Regions from separate parts of the Homo sapiens genome. Here region 1 is linked to region 2. A link is a loop called in an ENCODE intact Hi-C map of the cell type or tissue named here. Cell type or tissue: ovary. All regions are shown on one strand. Links, peaks and the distances in the headings refer to the core of each region. The heading gives the core; the rest is flanking DNA. Region 1 has its middle 77 kb from the start of LINC01896. Region 2 has its middle 24 kb from the start of LINC01896.

Region 1 (6,689 bases), core at 2,672-5,171, 52 kb before region 2:
TGATGACGATGACCATCATGGGGGTGGGGGGGACCCTGGAGACTGTGAAGCCCGTCATGATGAAGATAACGATGACCATCATAGGGGTGGTAGGGTGGTACCTAAGGTCCTGAATATTGCAAATCCCCTAATGCCCATGGTCTCCTTGAGGCAGATAACCTAGACTTTAGATAGCTCGGTATTTCTTACATCACTTGTGCCAGCCACAAAGGAATTTGAGACCCCACTCACTCTTCTGGATCCTTCTTGATAGAAACTTACCCTGGAATAAGGTAAATAGTTTTACCCATTGTATTAGGTAATGCTAGTTGCTGTTAAAAAATAAATCCAACATCTCAGTGACTGAATCTTCTCACAGCTTTTCTCTTGCTTAGGTAGCTGTCCATAGCAGATATCTCCTCTCTGTGTTGGCCCCCATCTCCCTGAGCCTGGAGTCCTCTGCATTGGCCAGAGGAGAACTCACACTGCAGGAAGCCCTGTGCTTCCCTGAGATGCCCCACGATGCACTGTGGGGACAAGGTGGCGGCTCCACCTGGGTGGGGGGAGCTGGGCTGCAAACTCCTGCCCACCCCCCTCCCCCTGCGGGCTCCAGGAAAGGGCCATGTATCTCCAGTGGACAAGCCACCATCTCAGAGATGCTCTCCATTTCTGTCATATATTCTATTATTATTTTCTATTCTCAAAGACAGCCTGATAGCAGATGTCCTCAGGATTCCACAGGATGAACTGTCCCTGTAGTTCTGAAGTGTTGAGTCTGAGTCTCCTGATGGGAGACTTGTTACAGGAGCTGTGCCACACTGTTGGGATCACGTCAGTGTTTCATGCCAGAAGGTTCCACACAGACCATTATTTACCGGAGTCAGAACAGTCTCGGTGAGACGGCTCCTCAGCTGCTTAACCATGCCAGCGCCACCCAGACAGTCTCAATTCTCATGGAGGTTCCAGTCTCCATCTGTGGGCCTCGGCCCCAACAGCTGACTGTCTGCAGCATTAACACTAGAGGGGCTGGGGTCTTCGATGCAGCCCTTTTGAATGACTCCACCCTTCTTTCTCTAGGGATTATTTTTTTCTGTGTCTCTTAGATCTACGAAGCCAAAGGCCTCTCAGCTCTGGAATTAGATGGAAGAGCAATCCTGGTTAATGAGGATCCTCCAGGAATGGTGTCTGGGGCCTGCCTGTCCCCTGTACACACGCAATGCCAGGCATGAAGTCACCAACTCCCTGCAGAGAGACATGCACACAGGACACAGGGCTGTGGCCCTTCCCATGGGTGCGACCTTCCCGCCCTCCTGGCTGGCCCATGTTCATAAACACAATTTTCTCTAAACTATCATACCATATACCATCACCTCTTTAGGTATTCAGATTTTGCCTAGGATTTTCTTTATTAACAAGAAAATGTTTACTACAATGAACAATTCTGACTCGTAACAACAGTATCCCCTGAGCACTTTAGTCTGTCACGGCATGCGCCCCTCAGGGCCACATCAGTGCCACGCTGTCTGGGCGGCAGCTGTTCCAGAACCTGCTCTGGGTAATGATGTTCGGCAGACACACAGATCCATGAGTGCTGAGGCTAATTATGTAATAAGGGAATCACTCTTAAAATTTTATAAACGTTAATATAGACATTTAACTTCAATTTCTTTGAAAGTTAGGTAGGAAATGAGAATTCTACTAGTGCTAGTACCAAATGCTCACTTTTATACAGAGGTTTTAAAATGTAGGGCCTTGCAAATCTAATGCTGTATTCATGCTGCAAATTACTCTCCTTGGCATTGAAATATCACTGCAATTAAACCTGCAGTAAAGTATTACAAAAAGCCCTTGACTGTTTTCAAACAAAATCGTGCAGCTCTTCAGAACGCTGTGCGTTGAAGGGCGAGCCATCTACTGTGTAATTCATTTTTATTATCTGCTCAACATTCCTCCAAAACAGTTTGTTCTTTCCTTTCCACAGCGTGGATACTTAGCTTTCCAGAGCTGGTGTCCATCGTGAAGAACGCGGCTGCCCTCACCAGCTCCTACTCGTGGGGTGGGGAAGGGGTAGTTTCCCCTGCCAGCATCCACGCCCCTGCCAGCATCCACGCCCCTGCCAGCATCCACGCCCCTGCCAGCATCCACGCACCTGCCAGCATCCACGCACCTGCCAGCATCCATGCACCTGCCAGCATCCACGCACCAGCCAGGCGCACTCCTCTGCTTCCCAGTTCCCTGATTCCTGGAATTAGAACTATTTCACCTATCGGCAAGAGAGACAGTGGGTCAGCCAGCGCCTACTGAGCGTTCTGTGCCGGGGATAACATGATGAGCAAGGCAGACAGGCCCTCTGGCCTCAGAAAACTTCTATTCTAGCGGGGAAAAAAAAGACATTAAACAAAGCACTGGAGCAAGCAAGCACCAGGAGTGCCGGGACAGAGAGGAGAGTGAGGCATGAAGGAGAGAACGGGCCAATCGGTCAGCCAGCAGGGCCCACGACCAGCCCCTGTTCTCCAGGAAACCAGCCCATCTCCCAAGGAGGATGAGGCACTCCATGAGGCCGGCCTTCCTGCTGGCCAATTCTGACTATGGGCCCTTCTGCCAGAAGCACTGGGTTCTGCCTGCTTTGTTCCTATTTAAGGACTGTCACCAAGAAGCCCACACCAGCAGGTGGGAGGCTGCCTGGGGTCTGTCCTTTCTCTGGTTTCTACACTGAGCTGACACCCAACATGGACCCTGTGTGTGTCCACAGTGGCTCTCCAGCCTGCCCCTCCTCCCCAGTCTGACAATCCACACTCAGATGGTGCCGGAGGTCTGAAGCTGTTCTCCCTCCCATCACATTCTTGCCCCTCCATTTATTTTCCAATTCTATGGAAATTCTAAAATACGACTCTCATTTCATTCCCTCACACTTGAAACTTTCCAGAGGCTCCAAGAGAAATGCAAATGCTCCGCAGGAGGCAGAGCTTGACTTCAGCCCTGCAGGGACACCCGTCACCTCCAGACACCACACGCCAAACCCCTGCAGGGGCACCCGTCACCTCCACTTACCACACGCTCCACCTCAGCCCTGCAGAGACACCTGTCACCTCCAGACACCACATGCTCCACCTCAGCCCTGCAGGGACCCTCGTCACCTCCACACACCACATGTTCCACCTCAGCCCTGCAGAAGCACTCATCACCTCCAGAAACCACACGCCAAACCCCTGCAGGGGCACTTGTCACCTCCAGACACCACACACTCCACTCAGCCCTGCAGGGACCCCTGTCACCTCCAGACACCACACACTCCACTCAGCCCTGCAGGGACCCCTGTCACCTCCACACACCACACGCTCCACCTCAGCCCTGCAGAGACACCTGTCACCTCCAGAAACCACACGCCAAACCCCTGCAGGGGCACCTGTCACCTCCAGAAACCACACATTCCACCTCAGCCCTGCAGGGACCCCCATCACCGCCAGAAACCACACGCTCCCCTTCAGCCCTGCAGGGCACCCGTCACCTCCAGACTCCGCATGCCGAATGCTGCAGCCACACAGAGCCACTCTTGCCCCCGAGTGGGACTCTCTCTTCTCTGCAGACCTGGGACACGCTTTTCGTCTGCTGAGAAAGCTCCTTCCTGCTGGTTTTCCTCACTGCTGCTTGGTCATAAACGTCAAGTCTCAGCTTGGGCCTTTTCTGACCTCTGTGTCAGGGCAGTGCCCACCGAGTTACCTCAGAGCATCTGTGCTTGCTCCAGTCACTGCGCGAATCCCACTGTTATTAAAATGGGGGACGGCGGGGTTAGATTGATCGGAGAGCAGGCTCTGACCTCCCACCGCCTGGGTTCGTGCTCCACACACCACAAGTAGCCGGCAGCCTCAGACAAGAAACTCAGCCCTGGGACGCCCAAGTATCTCTGTCCTGAGCCAAGCTGGGCTACAACCACCCCTGAGAGGAATGGCCCCTGACACATCAACACAGCCCTGGCATTGTGGGGACAGTCAAGTCCAACATGCAATTCTGAGTCTCCCTCCGCGAGGAAGGGAGGGGTCAGACTGTTGCCTTCCGACTGCTTCCCAAGGCCACTCCGGCCAGGAGCACCGCCACACAGCGCTCTGCAGTCCACCTCCCACAATCAGACTGCACCATTTCACACAGAACTCTTCATCCTCTGAGAACCAGTTGCCTACAGAGCCCCAAGATCTGAGCCCCAGCCTCTCACCTGCAAAGACATGTCTGCTTCAGACGTGGCAATGTTCTGCAGAGGCACAAAACCTGGGGGCCTCAAGGTGGGGTCAACCGAGTTGTGGGGGGTTCCTTGGGTGGGCACTTGCTTCCAGGGAGTGGTCTAGGGCCAGGGACTTTGTGGGGGCCTGTGTGTTTTCTTCCTTTTTTCTTCTTTCTCTGTTTTGTTTTTGAAAGAGAGCAGTAAAAAGGAGAAACAGCTCCAAAATCACAGTACTTAGCTACCCGAGGGCAACTGCAGTTAACCTGTCCATCTGATCCTGGGTCTCCAGAGCAGCCGTGAGATTTAAACTGGGGGTCCAAATAACAACTGGGGATGAAGAAGCGGAATTTCGCATTCAGGGGCACTTCCAAAAACATAATCTTCCATGCACGGAGCTATGTAAGAATGAAAGGACGGAGCTGACCTGCTGAGGGTGTTTAAAAGTTTCTGCTGTGGTTGCTGCATGTTGGGTGTGTGGTTGCATGTGCGTGCCTTTTCTTCTGAGCAGTTGGAGGCAGGACGACAAGAATCACCTCTTTTAACATCACAACACTGGCCTCCCCGTCAGCTTCCGACCCACACGAACCAGGCTCAAGACCCAGGAGTGTTGGATTAGGGGGTGTTGTTGCACTAGGGTGCCAGGCTGAAGCCCAGGGCCCAGACGATGCTGAGAGCTTGAGGACACTTCACTTGTTCACGTGCTTGCAAATATATAATGCAATGAACACAGATACGACGCCGCCTGCAATTTTCAACAGCGAATTCAAACCCCAACCAGAAGCAACGTGAGTTGAGAGGAGAAGCATGTGAGCAACCTTCCAAGGGTCTTCACAGCGGCCTCAGTGCTGTCCAGTGACAGTCCACGTTGTGATCCAGCCCGAGGGGTGGGGGACCTTGGCCTCAGCAGGGAGGGAGGATGCACCAGAGTGCCTTCAGCTCTAGCGGCGCTCACCAGCTTTCTCACTTACCACAGGCATCAAAATTAAGAGGATCTTTTCAAATGCTCAAGAGTCCGTACAAATTACACCCCGGGAAAGACAACGGAGATGAGAAACGTTCCTCAGTATGACAGGCACCCCCAAGCTCATCACCGAGCCTACTCCTCCACCTGTCCCCGGCGGGAAGCAGCTGGCCAGGGTCCCGGGGTGGGATGGGGGTGGAAAGGCCAGGAGAGAGGGACTGGTAGAGCCGTGAGGTGCAGAACAAAACCCGAGAAACCAGCCAGGAGTCAGAAGAGCCTTGTGTGCACCACAAAACCCGAGTAGGGACAATTGAAAGTGCCACAGGGCCACAAGGTGAGGAAGCTCCAGGAGTGAGGACTGGGGGGCCAGGAGGCCCAACCCTCCAAGGCATCACCAGCTTCCGCTGCCACGAGGAAGGGAAGGGGTGTCTCCTTTGCTCCAATCTCCTTTTCAACGATATCTGGAGATTCTCATCCCATTTGAGAACAAATCTGGGGAAGAAAAACTAAAAATAAAGAGAGATTTATATTTATGTCAGTTTGGCTAAAAAAAAAAAAAAAACAAGAGAGAAACATGAATAGATCAGTGGGTAATAACTAGGCAAGTTATATCACAATATGAGTGAATCTCCCCAGCAGAAACCAAATAACCAAATAAGTAGGCTTGCATGCCATCACCACACATCGATAACATGCACGAGCCAAAATCAGACACCACAGTTGACAACAAATACCAGGAACCTTTCTTTGAGCAAAAGCTGTTAGTCTGTTTAATCATCTTCCAGGAGAAAAGAGAGAAGCCCCAACATCTAGACGAATTTTGAAACTAGGCTAAGTAAAACACTAAAAATATACTCTGGAAGAATGCGGTACTTAACCCTGGGGGCTGGACCCAATTACCCACCCTCCTTCTCCATCTGTAATGGCTCTCGCTTTGTGCCATCATTTCATGATGCTAACCTCTCTACCTCCTGCAGCTCAAGGACACCCCATGCTTATGTACCAAGTATCACAAATTGTGCTTAATGACACAAAATAGGAGAACCAGGAGGGTACTCTATTTAAAGGAGGGTTCTTTTTCCATCTATGCATTTTGTTAGCACCTGATGTGTCCTTTCAGGGTAATTCTATCTGGGGTGAAAATAAAATGTTTGATGAGTAGATCTGCAGTTGGTCTACAATTAGACATTCAGGTCACATGGAATCCAAAAAACAGTAATACAAATTCTAATCTGTTTTCAAAGCTTTAACATTTGTGGGGCCAGGTACCGTGGCTTACACCTGTAATCCGAGTCCTTTGGGAGGCCGGGGCAGGCAAATGACTTGAGCTCAGGAGTTTAAGACCAGCCTGGGTAACATGGTGAAACCCCATCTCTACAAAAAATACCAAACATTAGCCAGGTGTGGTGGTGGATGCCGTAGTCCCAGCTACTTGCTGGGCTGAGGCCGGAGGATTGCTTGAGCCCAGCAGATCGAGGCTGCAGCAATCCAAGACCTCACCACTACGCTCCAGCGTGGGTGGCAAAGTCAGAC
Region 2 (6,689 bases), core at 2,132-4,631:
GGGGGATGCCCCTTATAAAACCATCAGATCTCATGAGAACTCACTCACTATCACGAGAACACCATAAGGATAACCACCCCCATGATTCAGTGACCTCCCACCGGGCCCCTCCCATGGCACGTGGGGATTATGGGAGCTACAACTCAAGACGAGATTTGGGTGGGGACACAGCCAAACCATGTCACTACCTGAAATCAAAATAAAGATCATCCATTTTTATGGATGGTTTCAGTGTGCCCAGATTCCATGATCAATTTTTCCGCTGTATGTAAGTAGCATGATGTCACCGACACCCTGTGGATGTGGCCGCTATGAGCAAACTGCCTGGACACCCTCAGATATCCAGGCACAGTGGCTCACGCCTGTCATCCCAATACTTTGGGAAGCTGAGGCAGGAGAGTTGTTGAGTCCAGCAGTCTGGGCAACATAAGGAGACCCTGTCTCTACAAAAGAATTTCAAAAATTAGCTGGACGTGGTGGTGCATGACTGTAGTCCCAGCTTCTCAGGTGGCTGAGGTGGGAGGATCATTTGAGCCCAGGAGGTTGAGGCTGCGGTGAGCTGAGTTCACACCACTGCATTCCAGCCTGGGCTACAGAGTGAGATCTTGTCTCAAAAATAAAAATTAAAAAAACTCTAAGATCAGTGTGGACAGACGAATGCAACACTAGCTTTCTCACGTGCCAAAGGCTCCGTGTGCAAACCTTGCCATCGCCTGCCACCAGGGAGGCCTGTGTTTTAGCACTCAGCTGCTAAAGAACATCTGAATGTTTGTAACATCCACTGCATTTGCCCATAGGGACAATCACGTAACAGGTTCCAGCCACACCAGGCGGCCCACTCTGTCATCTGTGGCCGGATGTAGAATTCTCCGGGGTGTCCAACAATTAGAAGTCGCTGAAAGGCAGCCTGAGCGTCCATGGACCTGGTCTTCATTTCCAGAACCCTCGTGCCTGCCTCCGTTTGCCTCCAAATGCAGTCGGTTCTCAACCTGAAAGAAGGAAGCTCTGCTTCCCCAGGTCCACTGTGATGCTGCCCAGACCAGAAGCCAGTGGAGACACCTCTGCTTGCCGGTACTCAGCCCCGCACGGCAGGGCCTCCCGAGGCCTGTCACTAAAAAGCTAGGGGCCGGGGAGTACTGGGGCACTGCTCCATCTTGTTGGGGGCCAGCAGAGAACAGGCAGCAGCATCTGGCCCTGGATCTGTCGGGGGTTCACGCCCACTGAGAGGAGCCTGGTCCACAGGAGGGAGGCCAGGAGCAGAGCACCCAGCACTCGGACAGCGCTGCCCAAGCATCCTTGAAGGCCAGTGTTCTAGAAGAACAAGGCTGCCTCATGAATAATGAAAAGCTGATAAAAGCAGAAGATAACAAGATAACGGCTAGCATGAGAAAAAGTTATCACCTGGCTGGGTGCGGTGGCTCACGCCTGTAATCCCAGCACTTTGGGAAGCTGAGATGGATGGATCATCTGAGGTCAGGAGTTCAAGACCAGCCTAGCCAACATGGTGAAACCCCATCTCTACTAAAAATACAAAAATTAGCCTGGCTTGGTGGCGGGCACCTGTAATCCCAGCTACTTGGGAGGCTGAGGCAGGAGAATCGCTTGAACCCAGAAGGTGGAGGTTGCGGTGAGCCGAGATCACACCACTGCACTCCAGCCTGGGCGACAGAGAGAGACTCTCTCAAAAAAAAAAAAAAAATCACCTGTAGTACGTTCAAATAACTCAACTCATAAAAACCAAACAGGATCCGCGTGAGCCCAGCAGAGAAGCAACTCGACAACCACACTTGCTGCTGCCTGGTTACTGCCAGTGGCTGTGCCCTTCGGGAGAAGCAGATCCGGTCCTCGCCTTCCTCTCTGTCTGCCGTGCCTGTCACAGTCCTGCCCGAGGCTCTTTCTCACTGTACCAAGCTGCAGTTTCCAAATAAATGATTACACCACCGTTGGCTCGCAGTGGCGGAGTGGCAGGGTGGATAAGCAGTGCGTGGGGCTTCACGATCACTCTAAGTCTTCATCAGACACGGTTCCAGTGGCTGCACTCCTTTATCTTAAGCATGTCATTCCTAATTTCCCACCGCGGATCCTTCCACAGCATTTCATATTGTTCTCACTTGCAGGACACAGGCCCACACAGCACAGAGGACCTTGGCTGAATAAGAAAGGTGCCCCAGAGTTCTTGCAGCCAGGTAGTAATCGCTAACACATAAATCTTGACTTTTTGCATTAAAATTAAAAACTCTTTTTTTTTTTTTTTTTTTTTTTTTCAGACAGAGTCTAACTCTGTCGCCCAGGCTAGAATGCAGTGGTGCGATCTCGGCTCACTGCAACCTCTGCCTCCCAGGTTCAAGTGATTCTCCTGCCTCAGCCTCCCGAGTAGCTGGGATTACAGGTGCCCGCCACCACACCCAGCTAACTTTTGTATTTTTAGTAGAGACGGGGTTTCTCCATGTTGGTCAGGCTGATCTCAAACTCCTGACCTCAAGTGATCTGCCCACCTCGGCCTCCCAAAGTGCTGGGATTACAGGCATGAGCCACCGTGCCTGGCCAAAATAAAAAACTCTTTACTATTGTGAAATAAGATGAGACCAAACAGTTGATGTCGAAACTGTAGTAATAATTAAAAGTCACAACTAGTTATTCTATCCATATTCCAGAGTTTATATCCAGGGAGATAATACTACATACGTAAGCTTTTTAAGCTTGCAAGGAAAAGAAAAAGTTTGAAATTAAAATGTGTTTTTATTTATTTATTTTTAAGACAGAGTCTTCCTGTGCCGCCCAGGCTGGACTGCAGTGGTGCAGTCATAGCTCACTGCAGCCTCCAACTCCTGGGCTTAAGCGATCCTCCCACCTCAGCCTCCCAAATGCCTGGGACGACAGGTGTGTGTCATCACACCCACCACTTTTATTTTTATTGTTTTTTGTAGAAGCAGAGTCTTACTACATTGTCCAAGCTGGTCTCAGACTCCTGGCCGCAAGCAATCCTCCCACCTCAGCCTTCCAAACTGCTGGGGTTATAGGCATGAGCCACCACACCCGGCTGAATAGATGTTTTTAAAAAACATAATTGCTTGCTGCTTCCGGGGATTTTTTTACCAAATGGGCATTTTCTCCCAAAATTTCTGCTAGCTCCACCAGGCAGGGGAGCAGCCTGTGGTTTCTGTCTCTCGGGGTTCCCAGCAGCCACACCGCACACATGATGGGGACTGTCCTTGCAGCGCGACACACACAGCCTGTCCCACAGCGTACACCTATATCCCTCCACAGGCCACTTCTGCAGGCCAGGAGAGCCTCGTTGTGCCCACCACACATTACCAGGGGCAGCCAGGCGTGCCGGGAGGCACTGACGGAAAGCAAGGCACTCCCGTGCATAAACCATATCCTGCTCTCAGCATTTCAACACACCATCTCCCCCAGAGAAGTACACCACAGGGAAGAGAAAAAAGAAAACTTAGCCCGAGACCCGTTAGTTCTCAGGGAATTTATGACGTGAAACCCTCACGCCTCCCTTCCTGCCCAGGCGGCCTGTATTTCCGTGCGGCCTGTCCTCCTGGAATCATTCGGAGACCATGCCTTCGCCCAGAGCCACCTCACTGAGGTCTAGACGTTCCCTGGACGGCAAGCTCGCGGGACACGCTCATGGAAAAGGCAGGAGTGGTGAGTGCTGGATGGTTCTATAATGAGAATTCAACGTGCATTTCGATTTTAGGCAAATCCAGAAAGTGAGCTCCCGGAAGAGTCCCCTAAGGCCGGTCTAGATGAGGCTGGGCCACTCGAGGGCTGAGGCTGTTCCCTCGCTCGCTCGAAAACACAGCAACGCATCACAGAGCCTTTAACGTTTAATGCTGAAATTACACCTAAAGACAGTTGATTAATGACAACATCCTAAAAATACTAAGTAGAGCCTTAGATGAGAGAAGAGAGTAAGAGAAAAGTAGCAGAAAAGCTCTGTCAAAGATACAAGTCCAGCAGCAAAGGCAGAGGCCAGAAAACCCGCTGGCTGATTTTCAACACAAATGCATTTGAGATGTGGTGAATTTCAACACATCTCAACGTGATAGTATGTTAATTCTCTTTGAAATTGATGCATTGTGACAAAATAATAGCAACTAAATTATCTCTCTGCCTTGATATGACCAACATATGTGTTTTACGTGGAGTAAGAGTAGCTAACATGTCTGTGTTTATAGTCTTTGTAAAACCCAATGCCACGTGACTAGGAGGAAAAGAATTCTAACTAATTCCAATACGAATTTAATAACAGTTCTCAGCAAGGAGCTGGAATTTGGAATCGTGTTCAGATGGCCCTGGCAGCACGTAGGTGCACTGGGCACAGCTAACAGGTAACGATGAGAACGAGATTTACCTGGAAGGGCCCAGCACAGGCCCAGTAATTAGTGAGCTCTCCAGTTATTTTTAAATTACCCAAATATGCCATTTTTTTGGATAGCCTTGTTTTTTTTGTTTTTGTTTTTGTTTTTGTTTTTGAGATGGAGTCTCACTCTGTCGCCCAGGCTGGAGAACAGTGACGCAATCTGGGCTCACTGCAAGCTCCGCCTCCCAGGTTCACACCATTCTCCTGCCTCAGCCTCCCGAGTAGCTGGGACTACAGGTGCCCGCCACCATGCCAGGCTAATTTTTTGTATTTTTAGTACAGACGGGGTTTCATCGTGTTAGCCAGGACAGTCTGGATCTCCTGACCTCGTGATCCGCCGGCCTCAGCCTCCCAAAGTGCTGGGATTACAGGCGTGAGCTGCCGCACCTGGCCAGCCTTGTTCTTAATTAAACACAAAAATGCAAAGAGCATCCAAAAAGCATGTTTTTATATTACATAATTTACATAATATGTATGTTATAAATTCTATATTTAAGTTTTTCAGCTAACTGATTTACAAACATGAAACCACAGTATAAGCAAAATCAATCAATTAATAAAGTACAAAATTCAAGCAAAATAAATTTGCCGTTTTTACTTTTCAGATAAATATGAGATGTGTGCCTCGATCATAAAAACAGCTGTATCATATTTCAATTTTCCTTTACACATGTAGGCATGATCTAACTTTTTGAAAATATATTACATAGCATTGCTCTGGAAAGTGAGGATTGGGATAAGGGTCTGTTGGGGTATAAGTCAATTTACAATTCTTCATTCCTCTGCCTCATCTACCAACTTCTCATATGTAAAAATCTAATTACTTGCTGATATGGTTTGGCTCTGTGTTCCCCACTCAAAACTCATCTCCAATTGTAATCCCCATAATCCCCACGTTAGGGGAGGGGCCACGTGGGAGGTGATTGGATCATGGGGAGGTTTAGGGAGGGGCCACATGGGAGACGATTGGATCATGGGGAGGCTTAGGGAGGGCCACATGGGACGTGATTGGATCACGGGGAGGTTTAGGGAGGGGCCACATGGGAGGTGATTGGATCATGAGGAGGTTTAGGGAGGGGACACGTGGGAGGCGATTGGATCACGGGGCGGCTTAGGGAGGGGCCACATGGGAAGTGATTTGATCAGGGGGAGGTTTAGGGAGGGGACACGTGGGAGGCGGTTGGATCACCGGGAGGCTTGGGGGGGCCACATGGGAGGTGATTGGATCACGGGGAGGTTTAGGGAGGGGCCACGTGGGAGGTGATTGGATCATGGGGAGGTTTAGGGAGGGGACACGTGGGAGGCGATTGGATCACAGGGAAGTTTAGGGAGGGGCCACGTGGGAGGTGATTGGATCACGGGGAGGTTTCCTCCATGCTGTTCTCCTGATAATGAGTGAGTTCTCTGGAGATCTGATGGTTTTATCAGGCAGTTTTTCCTGCTCTTGCTCGTGCCCTCTCACCTACCACCATGTAAGACGTGCCTCTTCCCCTTTCACCATGACTGTAAGTTTCCTGAGGCCTTCCTAGCCATTCGGACTGTGAGTCAATTAAACTTCTTTCCTTTCTAAATTACCTAGTCTCAAGTATTTATTTATAGCAGTGTGAAAATGGACTAATACACTTGCCTTTCAAAGGTGCAAAGATTAAAGAAATCAAAATCAAGAAGTGAATTACAAGGGCCTAAACCCTGCAGAAAATATTAGTCAATGAAATTTGCTTTTCATAAAAACATGCCAAATTGGCCCTTTTTAAAAAGTATCAGTGCCATTAAAAAGCAGCCAGACCAACTAAAAAGAGATGCTGGTAAGTTAGAGCTACGTGTTTGTCAAAAAGACCATGTGCCAATTTTAGTTTATTGTCATTTCATTTTCACCCATTCTTGCCTTTTGTTTTTAGTTTTTCGAGTCTTCTCCTGCCCCACCCATACCCAAATGAGTATTTATATTTGTTTGTTTGGTGTATTTCTGCAAGCATGAATGACCAGCTGCTTTGGACGTGTGATTCTGAATTCACCCCACCCCACTGCCTTAGTTCCGTGAGTGTGGCCTTCGCTGAAGTTTACTGTTTCCTGCATGCCACTTAATCACTAATGACCATGGGGACTTATTTCAAATGCTGAGGGAGTTAGCCCCCACAGCTTAAAGTGCTTTTGTCTGTAATATTAAATGAAAATGTTGTACATTGAACTAAGAACACAATAGCTCAGAAAAAGTTTAAACAACCTGGATCTTACTTTTCAACCAGGAAAATGAATTTCAGGTTGAAATATAGATGGGAAAACATATAGCTTACTCTGACAATAAAATGACATG

The links. A loop is a pair of places that touch in the nucleus more often than their neighbours do. Peaks named below come from ENCODE experiments on the same cell type or tissue, not always from the same donor. Only the 100,000 strongest peaks of a DNase experiment are listed, where the experiment ranks them.
Region 1: a loop joins it to region 2, with 2.5 times the contacts of the local background. A loop is called at or near these places in 1 of 110 quality-filtered maps.

Annotation. Positions count from the first base shown.
Region 1 is chr18:78,898,981-78,905,669 of GRCh38, forward strand. No RefSeq gene overlaps it. Among named protein-coding and RNA genes, the nearest start is that of LINC01896, 77 kb to the right of the region's middle. In ovary, for the core only: no CTCF peak of the experiment used is centred there; a DNase peak (open chromatin) is centred at 3,831.
Region 2 is chr18:78,951,861-78,958,549 of GRCh38, forward strand. No RefSeq gene overlaps it. Among named protein-coding and RNA genes, the nearest start is that of LINC01896, 24 kb to the right of the region's middle. In ovary, for the core only: no CTCF peak of the experiment used is centred there; no DNase peak of the experiment used is centred there.